Linked DNA regions of Homo sapiens: region 2 is linked to region 1. Evidence: chromatin contacts called from ENCODE Hi-C or POLR2A ChIA-PET data. All regions are on one chromosome and are shown on one strand. The core of a region is the stretch at or near the end of the contact, and the rest is flanking DNA. Distances in the headings are between cores, read along the strand shown.

Evidence for each region. Hi-C counts contacts between places; a loop is a spot of excess contacts on that map. ChIA-PET counts read pairs that join two places held with the same protein, here RNA polymerase II (POLR2A). Pooled maps may share reads with other maps.
Region 2: a loop to region 1 is called in a pooled map, with 2.4 times the contacts of the local background. The contact joins two enhancer-like sites. A Hi-C loop is called at or near these places in 6 of 50 pooled maps. POLR2A ChIA-PET finds 5 or more read pairs at or near these places in 2 of 52 experiments (BJ and activated CD4-positive, alpha-beta T cell).

Annotation. Positions count from the first base shown.
Region 1 is chr12:28,219,276-28,226,561 of GRCh38, forward strand. The region is part of intron 1 of CCDC91 (coiled-coil domain containing 91); the gene reads left to right. Among named protein-coding and RNA genes, the nearest start is that of CCDC91, 32 kb to the left of the region's middle. Within about 2 kb of position 4,081, at least 2 of the 41 ENCODE cell types and tissues checked have a DNase peak (open chromatin) inside an H3K27ac peak, as active enhancers do.
Region 2 is chr12:28,539,691-28,546,976 of GRCh38, forward strand. All of the region lies in intron 12 of CCDC91 (coiled-coil domain containing 91), which reads left to right. Among named protein-coding and RNA genes, the nearest start is that of CCDC91, 350 kb to the left of the region's middle. Within about 2 kb of position 3,746, at least 3 of the 41 ENCODE cell types and tissues checked have a DNase peak (open chromatin) inside an H3K27ac peak, as active enhancers do.

The DNA of each region.
Region 1 (7,286 bases), core at 2,831-5,330:
ATAAAAAATTAGGTTATCTTATTATTTATATGTAAGCTTTCTTTTTATATTCTGGATATAAGACCTTTTCAGATAGGTTTGTCAAATATTTTAGTCCAATCTGTGGCTTGCCTTTTTATATATTCTCAACAGTATACATTTTTAATTTTAAAATTTGGCAAAATATACATAACAAAATTTACCAGTGTAACCATTTTTTTTTTTTTTTTTTTTTGAGATGGAGTCTCACTCTTTCACCCAGGCTGGAGTGCAGTGGCATGATCTGGGCTCACTGCAAGCTCTGCCTCCTGGGTTCATGCCATTCTTCTGCCTCAGCCTCCCAAGTAGCTGGGACTACAGGTGTCTGCCAGCACACCTGGCTAATTTTTTGTATTTTTTTAGTAGAGACGGGGTTTCACTGTGCTAGCCAGGATGGTCTTCATCTCCTGACCTCATGGTCCTCCTGCCTTGGCCTCCCAAAGTGCTGGGATTACAGGCGTGAGCCACTGCGCCCGGCCCCCATTGTAACCATTTTTAAGTGTACAGTTCATCAAAGCTTAGGAGATATGTATACATTTGAATATTATAGTATCTTGATTAATTTATCTGTCATTATGAAATTTCTCCCTTTAATATTCTAATTTGTATAATATGAATATAGACATTTCAACTTTCTTTTGATTGATGTTTGCATGGTGTATCTTTTCAACCCTTTAATTTTATCTCTTTTGTGTTTTCATAGTAAAAGTGGTTTTTTTGTATGTGGCATACAGTTGGGTCTTGCTTTATCATTCAGTCTGCAGTGTCTGCTTTTAAATTTAGTTGTTTAGACCACTTACACTTAATGCAATTATCATTACATGGTTGAGTTTAAATATATCATTTTACTATTTGTTTTCCTTTTTTTCCTTCTGCTTTTTTCCTTCTTTACTGATTTATATTGGGTTTGAGGATGCTTTTAATGATTTCATTTTAGACCGATTATGGACTTCCTAGGTGTATATCTTTGCTAATTAATTAATTAATTAATTAAATGCTGTAATGTCTACAATATACATCTTTAACGTATTAGTCCACTTATCAATATTTTTCCGTTTTATGTACAGTGTAAGAACTTCACAACAATATGCTTTTATTTCATCTCTCATTGTGGTATTGATATGCAATTTACTTCTACATATTCTATAAAGCCAACAATATGTTTTTTAAATTATTACTTTATATATTCAGTTATCTTTAAATTTTTAGATTTACCCACCTGTTTGCTATTTCTGGGACTCCTAATTTCTTTTGTGTAGATTCAGATTTCAATCTGTTTTTGTCTTTCTTCTCCCTGAAGAAATTTCCTCAATATTTCTTTTAGTACAGGTCTGGTGGCAAATAATTCTCTTACCCTTTGTTTATCTGAAAAAAAAAATTCCTCTTCAATTTTTAAAGGTATTTTCTCTGGGCAAAGAAGTCTATACTGCCATGTGTTTTTTCCTCTTTAAGTTGAAAGACATATCTCCATTATATTCTGTTTTACATGGTTCTGGCAATAAGCCTACTTTTATTCTTATTTTAGTTCTTTTGTATATAATGTGTTCTTTTTTTCTGGCCTAAATACAAATATTCTCTTGTATTAGTTTTCTGTAATTAGATTATGATGCGCATTAGTATGATTTCTTTATGTTTGTTCTTTCTCGCTATTCTTTAGCTTCTTGGGTCTCTGGTTTTATAGTGTTCATGAAATTCAGAAAATTTTCAGCCATACTTTTAAAATAATTTCTTCTGTATCTTCCCTTTTTGGGGGCCTCCAGTTACACATGTTTTAGACCACTTGAAATTATCCATTTTTTCTCAGTATTTTTTCCTCTCTGTACTTTATTTTGAATAGTTATACTATTGCTGTTTTTTTAACTTCATGATCTTCCACAGTGTTTAATATGCTGTTAATCTCATCTTTTATGTTTTTTGTTTCAAAGTTCTCCTCTGTAAGTTTCATTTGAAACTTTTTTATATCTTCCATGCCTCTCATCATCATGACCTTTTCTCTGCTTTCTTAAAAGTTATAAAGCATATTTATAATAGCTGCTTTTATGTCCGCTGATTCTCTCCATCTCTCTCATTTCTGTGTCTGTTTCTATCAAGTGATTTTTCTCCTGGTTATGCGTTATAGTTTTCTGATTCTTTATATGACTGTTATTTCTTTATTAGATCTCAGGCATTTTGAATTGTTTTTTGTTGATTGCTGAATTTTGTTGTTTTAAATAGTTTTGTATTTTGTTCTGACTCTTTGTTATGTCACTAGCAATCAGTTGGATTATTTTGAGGCTTACTTTTAAGATTTGTTAGCATGGCTCCAGAGCAGCCTTTTGTTTAGGTCTAATACAGCCCCACTACTAAGGAGATACCCTCCTGAGGATTCAGCTGAATGCTCCATATATTACTAGGTTTATCCACTCTGACTGATAGGAATACAAATTCTTGCCAGCTATGTGTGAACTCCAGATAATCTGTTCACTCACTTTTGTTGTTCTTTTCCTGTCCTTGGGTAATTTTCTCCCACGTTTATGTAGGTTAGAACTCAGTTTAAGACTTGAGAAGACCTTTCTTTCTCTGGAGCTCTATTTCTCAGATGCTTGGACTTGTAAATTTTAGCTGCTTTGTGAACTCTTAACTCTGCCCCTTTAGCTCAGTGAGAGGTCAGTTTTACTTGGCTTCCCCCACCATACTCTTTGGCCTGGAAACTGACTCCAGTTTGTAAGTTTGGGAGTTATAACTTTGTTTCGTTTCTTTTGGGAATCACAATTTTGTGCTGTTGTCCAGTACTTGAACATCATTATTTCATCTTGTACATCCTTTGTTCAGTTTTCTAGTTGCTTTTTCTCATCTATTGTTCATTTTTCTAGTTGCTTAGAAACTAGAGGTTAAATCTGGTCTCTGTGTTTCCACTTTGGTTGGAAGTTAAATGCTATCTGTATACTGTAATTCATATTTCCTTCCAACCTTTATCATAATTTTACTTTGAAGTAACCACAGTGTAGAACCACAGGGGTGGCGGTGGTGGTGGTGGTGCTGGTGCTGGTGAGATGTCTGTGAGTAAGCTATTGGTGATATGTAGGAAGTATATGTTTTAATTTTTCATTTACTCTGTTCATCTTTTATGATACTTTATAAAGTAAATCTTGTCACCCTGTCTATAAATCTTTGCATAAAATGTATACACTAGGGATATGTACTATATTTTTTGGTAGTTCCTATATTTTAGACTTCTCACTTCCTATTTTTACTAAGCCTTGAAAAACCAGGCATTTCTTACTTCTGTATCCATAATAAATCATGGTATTCAGCTGCTACTTAGAATACAGTTGTTTTACCATAGAATGAATTTTGGTGTACAAATTTTATGTTTGGTTAGTTAGAGATCCTCAGTATAGTTATAGAATTTCCCTTTTCGTTTTCTGAAATGGATCTAATTTGGTCATTTTTTAAATCTGTATTCTTTCTGAGTAGGTGACAATCCTAGGGCTTTTCATCCTTGGCATTATTATCCTTTTCGTTGTGTTGGAACTATATAAGATAGCTACAACTGCACTTGGGTGGCTCTTAGTACTTTGGTCTTTTTAGGATTTATATATGTGGTAACAAATACCACCAGTAATATCATCTCTAAAGGTTGAAGACTATAGATACATAGAATTTAAAATTGTTTCTTTTGTGAACTCATCTATTTTTCCATTCTTCTTATTTCTTCTGGAAATTATATGTGTTCTTTAAGGGTATGCAGGGTCTGACAAGGTGAGCTTCGCCAGCCTATCCAAGGGTGAAGTCAGCACCTTACATAAAACCAAAGTAGAGGGGGAAAAAACCTAGTCAATTTTAGTGGCAATATGGCAGGAAATTGAAAGTGTGATGAAGCCTGTGTTTGCACATAAAGGTGAACTTGCAGCTCTTGCATGTTTCTGGGTTTTATGGTGTTCTTATCTCTCGTAGGGACAATATAAGCCATGGTTAAAGATAATCCTTTACTTATTTACTTAAAGGAGTAGGTGGACAGTTGGTGATGCTGAGGGTCAAGGTAAACTTTCTGTTTTCTGTTAACATATCTAGTACCTGTCTGATATTTCCATATGTAAATGAGTTTCTTTGTCATCTTTGCATTATACTCTAGGCAATGCTACATGCTAGCCTGACTGTGGTTTCATTTGGCTTCCTTTTTCTGAGTCTCTATACCTGTTCAGTGTACTTAGCTTCTAGCGTTCTGGTGCAACTACCTGGCACTCATTTCTTGCTTTCTCCTTTTGACTGTCTCTTAAACAATATTGTCTCCTGTATATTTCTTCCTTTCTCTTTTGAAACTTACCTCAATATTTTATATCTGATGTAATATCTCACTAGGCTATTATTATGTAATTTGATAAATTGAGTAATTGTAATGTATTAGTGATGCTGCTACTGATGCAAAATCAGTTTTAGGAGGTGTTAACTTATACTATTGTAGCGTTAAGCACTTTTGAGTTAGATTTAATTTAATTCATTTTATCTTCAGAGCCAATTTTTAAGCTTTATCTAGAGTCTTACTGTGAGGAAAAGAAATGTCTTCTTAAAAGAAGTAGGCTTTTAAAACTGTAAGATTCTCCTTGGAGAAAATTATTTCTCTTGAAACTCAGGCCATTGGAGGTATGTTTGCAGTGTTTCCTTGGTAGTTCTAAATCAGGTATTTTCATGGATAGTCTGCTTGTCTCAGAAAGCCTAAAGCGGAGTCTTTTACTTGGGGAATGCTTAAGTGCTCCACAAATCAGTGACCAGAATCGTTTCATTTTGTGCCCATGTGGTTTCTGTGGGTGGTTGGTTGTTTTAAAAACTGTTTCAAAGAAGTACATTTTTTTTCCTGGCAATACATGTGTATCCTGTGTAAGTATTTTTCATTATTAATAATTTTGAGAAAAACCAACTCCAGGTCATAATGCAGTTGGCTTAAGTCATGGGGTTTTATCCAGAGTCATCCCATATGATTTTGGGTCTGCTTTACCAACAATTTATTAAGCTGAGGTTCCCAAAGGGCATGTTTCTACTGTCATCAACCTATTTTTGGAAATTATTTTTGTCCATTTTGTGTAAATCAATAGTTTTTAAGAGAAACTCATGAGACTTTTAGGCTTAATTTCTTCTAGGCTTATATACTGGTATAGGGGGGAGTATTTCCTCCCTTTTTCTTTCTCTCTGTATAGAAATTTCCATTTCTGTTTGTGACTTGTTTGTGATTCCAGCTTTTTCATTGTGCTTTGATTTTCATCTTCTTCCTCATTTAGGCTTAGTGGTTAGAAATCTTGTCTTTAATTGAATCTCAAAGTGGTTAAGTTTTTGTCATTTTGCGTTTTCCTGTCCAACAGGGAGGGTTTGCATCTGTAGGTACACTGAAATCTTTAATAATGAACTTGGGTTTAAAGAGAAATTGAATTAAATTCTTGAGTTATTTCAGAAGTTGTAACATCATGCTATTCACATTTCTGGCCACAGTGAAAGTTTTTGTGAAAGTGAAGTTTTGTAGGAAAAAGCTTAATGTGTCAACAGCCCATAGTCTTGGAGTGGATCTTTAGGAATTGGCTAGCGCAGAATTACAACGGTAAATAATCTGTGTAAATTTTCTAGCTAACAAGTGAATATTATTTTTAATTAGGAAATAACCAGGAATAAGACTTGAGAGATCATCTCTCCTAACTTACTTATTTAAGAAAGGAGGAAATTGGACCCTAGATATTAGGTGACCATCTTCAAAAATGGTGTAATTTAGTTGAAGAATTAGGACTAGAGCCCCATGCCCTGATGCCAAGTTTAGTGCTCTTTCCACTACCTTGGGATCTCTTCTCATCCTATTCCAACAAAATAAGAGTTTAAAGTGTAAGATACAAGATTCTGCTTTGAAAATATCCAAATACATTGTATTTTTGCAATATAAAATTGGAGTGATGAGAGAAAACTTATAAATTCTTGTGCCATTTTCCCCCTTGATCTGTGAAACAGTACTGATAGTATCTGAGGTTGTCATTTGGTTATTTTAGGAAGGAAATTGTATGGCCCTTATTTTGTTTGAATCTCTTCTTCATCATATTAAGGTAATTTTTAAAAGTTCTTGAGCTAGAAAAACATGCAAATAAGAACCTCCTGTATTGGCTGCTGTTGACTGCCTATTTAGCATTACCCCTTTTCCCACTACCCCCTTTTTTTTTTGAGACAGAGTTTCACTCTTTTTGCCCAGGCTGGAGTGCAGTGGCATGATCTCGGCTCACTGCAACCTCCGCCTCCTGGGTTCAAGTGATTCTCCAGCCTCAGCCTCCGGAGTAGAGTGGCTTGGATTACAGGCACCTGCTACTACACCTGGCTAATTTTTGTATTTTTAGTAGAGATGGGGTTTTGCCATGTTGGCCAGGCTGGTCTCGAACTCCTGACATCAGGTGATCCGGCCTTCCTTGGCCTCTCAAAGTGCAGGGATTACAGATGTGAACCACCACGCCCAGCCTCCCACTACCTTTCTAACAGATCCTTTGTTTTGTTTAGGCTTCTAACCCTCCTTTATGTGACTCAGAGAAAGGAGACCTCATTCCAAGTTCCAGGATTAATTCTGGTAAGTCTAAGTGAAACATAGTAATTCCTTTTCTTTGCTGGCAGCAGGTTTAAGGATGGGCAGATCACAATCTCAAAATATTTTTGTCATCTTGCTTCCAGCCTGTTGGTGAAGCTAAATATAGGAGGCCAGAGCCAAGGGAATTAGAATTTCTGAAGCTCTGACTTGCAGTATTTAAAGACTGCTCTACCTTGGGCCTTCTTGTTATGTGAGATACTAGTTATACATCTCCTTATTGATTTAACCAGTTTTATTTTGGAATTTTCTGTTACTTCCAGATGAAAGTATTCTGTCTCATGCATCTAATACTTTACTTGTGAATGAAGATTCATTATGAGGTAGGTTTTTGGCGATTAAATGGTTGTGACTGGAACAGGGAAGACTATTAATAGATTGGAAACTAGGAGAATCTTTTATGAGATTTTTAACTGGGTGAATAACAAAGTCGTGGTTCATATCCTTGTAGCTCCACCTCGTTTCTTTTCCCAGTGACGTCTTAAATTCTGTGGATTCTATTTGTTCCTTATCCTCTTTGACCTCTATGACATATGTTAGATCTGTCTATATCTTTCTGTATTTCTGGTCATACCTTTTAAATTTTATTTACTGACCTATTTTCCTCTGCTTATCTCTTGAATAGTAATGGTTTTCTGTGGTTTTATTCTTGGCCTACTTAGAAATATAAACATTATTATTTAGA
Region 2 (7,286 bases), core at 2,496-4,995, 320 kb after region 1:
GAAGTAGGGATGTTAGGATTTTCTTACATTCTTAGATCCAGGTGGGAGGCAGCAGTGATTTTAAGAGTACCGACAAGGAGGGCGTTTTCCTGCTTGGTTCCCTCAGTAGGATAAATCTGTTTTAAAATGTGCCAGATAGATGGTATTATTTTTGTTTGTTTGTTTAAGACTTCAGTGATTCATCACTGTAAAATCCTGAATGATGAGGAAGAGCAGCTCTTTTTATGTAAAAAGAGAGAAAAAGTCTGTTCACAGTAACTTTCATTTAATTAAGTGGTGCTTTGTTACCTTGGTTTAATTTTGAATACCAGGGGATTAGAATTCCTAGTGGGAATCAGGCAGCTTTCACTTGTGTAGTTAGCCAGTTTTATCAGTAGTGGAAATATGAAAGTAAGCAGGCAAAGATTGTACAAGCCTAGCAGGTAGCACAAGGTGAGATTTGTACCCCACATTGTCTTTATGCGTGTTTCTCCTTTATTGCATCATGAACCTAGAAAGTAGTAAGTAGTCTGTTGTTTTCATACATAGCCACCGAGGTTACAGATTCTTTAAGGCAAGGATTTTTTATATGATGTATTTAATGTGCCAGGCTTTTTTAAATGCTTCTGTTGCATTTTCAGGGAACCATTTGTATATTGCTATAAAGAAATCTGTCTGAATCTACTGTATATTAAGAGAAGATAATTACATGGTTTAATGACTGCATCTACAGGGCTTTTGGCACCTTGACAGGTTTTTGCATTAGTGTAATGCAATGCAAGAAACTCCTGCATATTTACAGCAAAACAGATATTGTGCCAAGGCCTCTAGCCATAACTGAAGTTCTTATCTGAGAAGGCAGCGTAGTATTGTGGTTTAAAGAATAGATTTGGGTGTCATATGCACCTGGATTTCAGTCCTAGCCCTGCTACTTGGGCAAGTCATAACTTCGCTAAGCCTTAGTGGCTTCATTCATACAGTTACCAAGAGAATAAAAATTTGATAATACATTGTAGATGTCTCCAATGGTACTTTGTCCTTATTAATCCCCTGCCTTTGAGTCTCGGCTGGACTGAGTGAGATTGGGCTATTAAAAGATTGTGGCTTCTGTCTTGAGTGCTCTCTCACTCTCATGGTGCACTCTTGCTTTCTTTCATATTCTCTTGGATTGCTTATTTTGGGGGAAACCAGCTGCCATCTCATTAGGCAGCCTTATGGAGAGGCTCACATGGGCTAGATTGGAGCTGGATATTTTGAGGCCTCTCAACAGCTACTGAGTGGGTTTGGAAGCAGATCCTTCCCCAGTTGAACTTTGAGATGACTAGAGTCCTAGCCTACAACTTGATTACAACTTCAGTAAAGAACATGACCCAGAGGCACTCCTGTAACAGTGCCCAGTTTCTTGACCCATAGAAACTGTGAGATGATAAATATTTGTTGCTTTTCATTTTAAGCCACTAGGTTTTGGGATGCTTTGTTGCACACCGATAGATAACTAATACAGCACATAAAGAGGTCACCTGTGCATAGCAGGGAGCAAGTACTACCAATCAACAAGTATTAACAGTTAAAACAAGAAAAGGTCAGACTTAATCTAGCATTATAGGATTATTTGTCATGTAATATAAAGTAAGTTTCCATATGTGTGTGCAAAGAAAAGAATAAGACTTGTGGACAGTCTCTCTTGCTTGTTTCTGTAGATTGAAACACAAAGTGAAATATCAATCATTTGAGAATTTAAAGATAGTATAGGAAGACAAGAACTTAAAGGTCATCTAACTTCTGCTAATATTAGGTTTAAATTGTTAAAGGTCAAAACAAAAGGAAGGATACATAGTAATTGACAGATATTGTTCTTTAGATTGAAACAATAGGATTGCTAAAATCTATAAAAGTTGAATTGATAAAAATACAGCAGAAGTTGTGTTTGTTACTTCAGCAGTAACCTAAATGATATATTTGGGATCCCTATGTTAATTTAATTTAGAAAAGACTATCCAACAGATTGTAATATTTTTATTATATCATGATCTTGAAAAAAAAGATATAGGAAAAGGTTTTTCATTGTTTTGGAGCATGTAATCAAATTAGGTTGAAAAACTTTATGTGGCCTGTTATATTAAGATAAGTTAGCCTGCCTTGCCGGAATCAATTCATCTTATATTTGAGATAAATTGTTTATTTACCATTGAACTCTATAAAGTAGGATGTGGAACATATTTATTAATATGTAAATATAGCCTTATGGATCAGAACCCCAAGATAGGATTTCTGTGCAGCTACTATACAATATTATCCACCTTTGCTTTTCTCTAAAATTCTAAATCTATGGCTTTTGTTTTTTAAGTTGTTTTGGAAATTTTTAGATTTTCTTTGGAAATTGTTGGAAACAGTTGTTACCAGAATTATTTTCTTTTCAAATTCATTAAACTTTACATATGGAAAGTTATAGTAGATTCTGCCCAGATGATTTCTTGAAGAGCAAAAATGAGTATTTCCATTTCCCAGTGGATTATTTGGTAGTTTGGGGTAAAAAGACAGAACTATGCAAATACGATGAACTTACTTTAGATGACTCAAAACAGAGAATTTACTTACCAGGCATCTTTAAAACAAAAGAAAAAAATAGTTCTTTAGTTGTGGTCAAAAGGTTTTAAGACTCTTTATACCCATTTTTCATGCTCTAAAAGAGCATCTGTAATTCATCTTGTGCATGCTGGGAAGTTACACAGCTTCTTTATATGTTGACATTTTTGAACTATCTAAATAGATAGATGTGGAATATACTCTAAAGTCAAGAAGTATTCTCAAAGAATAGGAGACAGGAACTCTGATTTGAAGTCTTCATGGAATGCGAATGATGGCTTTGAATGTTGTGGTGAAGAGGTTAGGCCTAAATTTTCTGACGTTCAAAGTTAAGGCACCCAGCACTGCGTTAGTTCAAACCACTGGCCAGATTATGTTGAATATTTTAGAGTCCAAATTATTCTTAACATGTATTTTATATAAAACTATTATCCTGAAATTGGTTCAGAGTCTCTTTCAGTGATTCTGAGAAGTTCATAGAAAGTGAACATTTTTAATCCTCCATTTCCCAAACTTACTTGACTTAAAGGTATTTTTTTTATTTTTAATAAGCAGGACACATGCTGTACAGAAATGGCATTTTGTGGAACACGTTGTAAGAAACACTACTCTGATATATGAGGACCTTAACAATCTGGAAAATAACTGTTTGTTTCCTAGGGCTACTGTGGCAATTTACAACAAACTGAGGGGCTTGAAACAAGATAAATTTATTTTCTCACAATTCTGTAGGCCAGAAGCCCCAAATCAAGATGTCATCAGGGCCATGCTCTCAAAGGCTCTAAGGAAGTCTGTTCCATGCCTCTGTCTTAGCTTCTAGTGATTCGGCCTCCATCTTCACATAGACTTCTCCTTTGTATCTGTGTCTCTGTTTCTCTTCGTGTAAAGACACTAGTGATTGGATTGAAGCCCTACCCTAATCCAGTAAGAGCCCATCTCAGTTTACATCTTAATTACATCAGCAAAAACCCTATTTCCAAATAAGCTCACATTCACAAGTGTGGGGGTAGGACTTGAACATATCTTTTTGGGGGACACAATTCAACCCATTACAATAATTATCTGTTGAATCGAATATCCCACTGTTCTCTTACAAGATCATGTGCTAGCAAGCTTGTGCAACCCGCCTTATTTTGTTGTTTTTGTTCTGTTTTGTTTTGCTTTAGGTTTTTAGCAGCTTGAAGCCGTGGTTTTTAGTTTCTGTTTCTAGTGATAAGCAGAAAAGAGCGATGGGGAAGGGACTTTACTGGCCCAATCAGAAACAGAAACTAAGAACCCATGACTGTATTCTCTTCCTTGGACATCCCCGAGTGTCCCAGGACTTAGTCCTGTAACCTTTTCTCTTTTATCCACTTTCATTCCCTAAATATTTTTATCTGTGCTTTAAATGCCTTCTATATGGAGATGACGTCCACGTTTTTATTTCAAGGCCTGATATCTCCCCTGAACTGCAGACCCCTATATCTGACATCTCCAACATGTCTGATGAGATTAGACAAATTTATCATGTCTGAAACAAAACAGTTTTCCTCTGGCCAACTCACTCCAGCTCCAGTCTATCATATCTCAGGATAGGACACTATTATTCAAAGAATCGCCTTTTATTTCTCTTTTCCTTTCATCTATACTTCCAATCCATCAGCAACTCAAGTTGGTCCTGTCTTAAAATCCTAAACCTGAACTGTTCTTAAGCCACCATTGCCAATATTCTGGTCAAATTTATATCTTTTCCAGACTGAAAGTCTCCTAGCTGGCTTTTCTTCTTCCACTCTTGTCCCGCTACAGTCTGTTTTCCACGTAATAATTTGTACGATATTTTTCAAACAAAGCATGGTCATACTCCTGCTGAAAACTCTCCAATGTCTTCCCATCAAACTGCAAACCTTTAGGGCCCTTTATGCTCTGGCCTCCATCTACTTCTCTGATCTCCTCCCCTACCAGTCTCCTCCTTGGTAATTTTGCTCCAATCTTAATGGATTTCTTACCAGTTCTCCATCAAACCAAGTCTGCACCCCCCTTTTGGAGTTTTTTCCTTGTGTTTCCAGCTACCTTGAGAATTTCTTTCCCCATGTTTTTAGATAGCTCCCTTCTTGTCTCTTTTCAAGTCTCTTAATTACCACCTTCTCTAAGTGGTCTTCTCTAGTCACTTTACCCATGAGTGGATTTGCTGGATAGCCATCCTAGCTCTTTGGAAAAATGAAGTCATTTTTAAGCATTAATTTAAAATATGTAGGAGTGTAAGTTGGAAAAGTAACATTGATAAAGGTAGATGTAACATGTTCACATTTCTTAGTGTATTTTGTTGGTAGAAGCTCAAAACATTGAAAGTGCAATTAGTACTATGTGTATTTGACACACACACACACATACACATACACACATATATATATTTCAAAACAATGAATTATATCTTTTTGGATGTGAACAGTCTTCTTAATAAACAGTCCAATTAAAATAAGCCAGATGTGTTTGTAATTGACTTTGAATGTTGCACTTTAGACCAATGTAAATTCACCATCATATTGCATTTTAATGACTGGCAAATAAAAAGCTAAGGTCAAGAGATGTTTTATTTTTCTTTTACTTTTGCAATGGCATGAAACACTCATGAAAGGGTAAATCTAATACATGAAATTATTAAGAAGACATGCTATTTCCCCCCACAAGCTTAATAAAATTAAAAATTTTAGTAAGTAGTATGCTTCTAAAAGGCTTTCAGCAGTTATACCAGCAAACTGAAGCCTAGTTGTCTATTTCAGAAACTTCAGAATTTCCAGATTTTTCAGATATGTGTAAGAGCTGAATAGAAATTAAAGCAACAGAAAATGGAAGAGAAAACAAATCGGTTAGAGCTACTCTATTATGAAGAGATTTTTAACCCCATATCAAAAAAATATTTGCCACCACTACTCTGGACATAATATTTTTCATTACTATGTCACAGAATACAAATCTTTGATTCACTTTGAAATGAAAGCCACAAATACAGAACTAAGTCCCATACCTTAAGGAGCAAAAAAGGTGAATATTTTGCCAAAATTCTTCTCGCCTCAATAAAGGATAAGAAGGTCATGCCTAATAAAACAGTAACTGTTGAAATTCAGGAATTTGCCAAGAACATCAGTTTGATGTATTTGTTTCAAAGAGAGGAATTCAACATCCTTATAAGAGAAAGGTTGTATGTGTTCCATCCCACAGCCATGATCTATGTACTATGCCCAAGAAGGACCCACAAAAGTGGAAGCTCAGCTTTGTGATGGCCCAATCTCTGTTTTCCTCCTCATACAGTATCGGTTCGCCTTGTTGCTTCTTAAAGTATTGTGCTCCTGTTTATTTAAAGGATTCTTACTTTCAGAGTGCTCTGGGGAGGGAGTGGTAAAGATGTGAAGTGAGCCTTGGCAGCTGCCTAAAACCAAAACCTTCATGCCTACCATCTTATAGTCAGTAATTCCTTGGTGACATCTAACACAAGCAAGAGAAGCGTGTGGTGTGTTTAAACAGAAATCTATCAAACTTTTTTTGTCCTTATATATATATCCTCTTAAAAAATTACAGAAATACTCCTTTTGAATGCACAAATTCAGATTATTGTTACTTAGCAACAGAGGTTGAATGCTTGTTACACATTGTGAAATTGTACTATATTCCCTCAAAAGGAGAAAAGTTTCTCATTTATCTAGCTTCTAAAAATTCTAAGATATTAAGTCATATTTGTTTTTAATGTATCTCCTGATTGTTCTGGGCGATTTGTGAAGGATTTTGAATTGTTAAAGCTAGCACATATGTTATATGTACACAAGTTATGAAGCATAATAGTAAAACAAACACCCATGAAGCCACCTCCAAACTGAATTACGTATCTCATCCTGCCAGATTCATCCTCCAAATACAACTATCCTCAGTTCAGTTTTTATTGCATTGTTTACTTACCTTAAAAAGAAATGGGTTTTTGCCTACTTATATGTCTCAAAATAATATACCGCTGAGTTCTGCTTATATTTTGTGCCTATGATAAAAGAGTTATGAGACTATCTGTAGTCTGGTCACTTCCTTCTTAAACTCAGTTTTCTTACAAATGCCCACTAATTTATATTCTTCTGAAATATTTTATATTGGCAATATATGTTATATTAAGGTTTATTATAAAGCTGTAGTAATTAAAATAGCATTACATTTGTGTAGAGATAGGTGAATTGTTCAAGGGAACAGGATGGAGAGCCTAAAGACAGGTTCCTGCATATATGGAAAGCTGATTTATAATTGGAGGTAGCATTGCCAACTACATATTCTTTGGCTCATACAATTTCCACAAGCTATACTAGCACGTGTATACAGAGGTCTGTGTTGAAGGATGTTCATTACAGCCTTAATTATAATAGCCAAATATTATGAACAATCTTAATGTCTGTGAATATAATGCTTTAGAATATTAAAATATCTGTTACATATATTATAACTATAAAATGAAAACTATGCAACGGTTTAAAAGGAAAAAAAAACAAGAGACACTGATCCTCTATAACACTGCAGTTGGGACTGATAACTTAGTATACTCTCTGGGAAGAAATTTGGCAATATGTATCACAATTTACAATATGCAGATGTGACAGATTTCAGTACCTTGAACATCTTTTGAAGGGTGTGCACTCAGGTTGTAAATTTTATTGCTTGAAAAACAACAAAAAAGTTAGAATAAACTTACATGTCTGTCAATGGGAAAG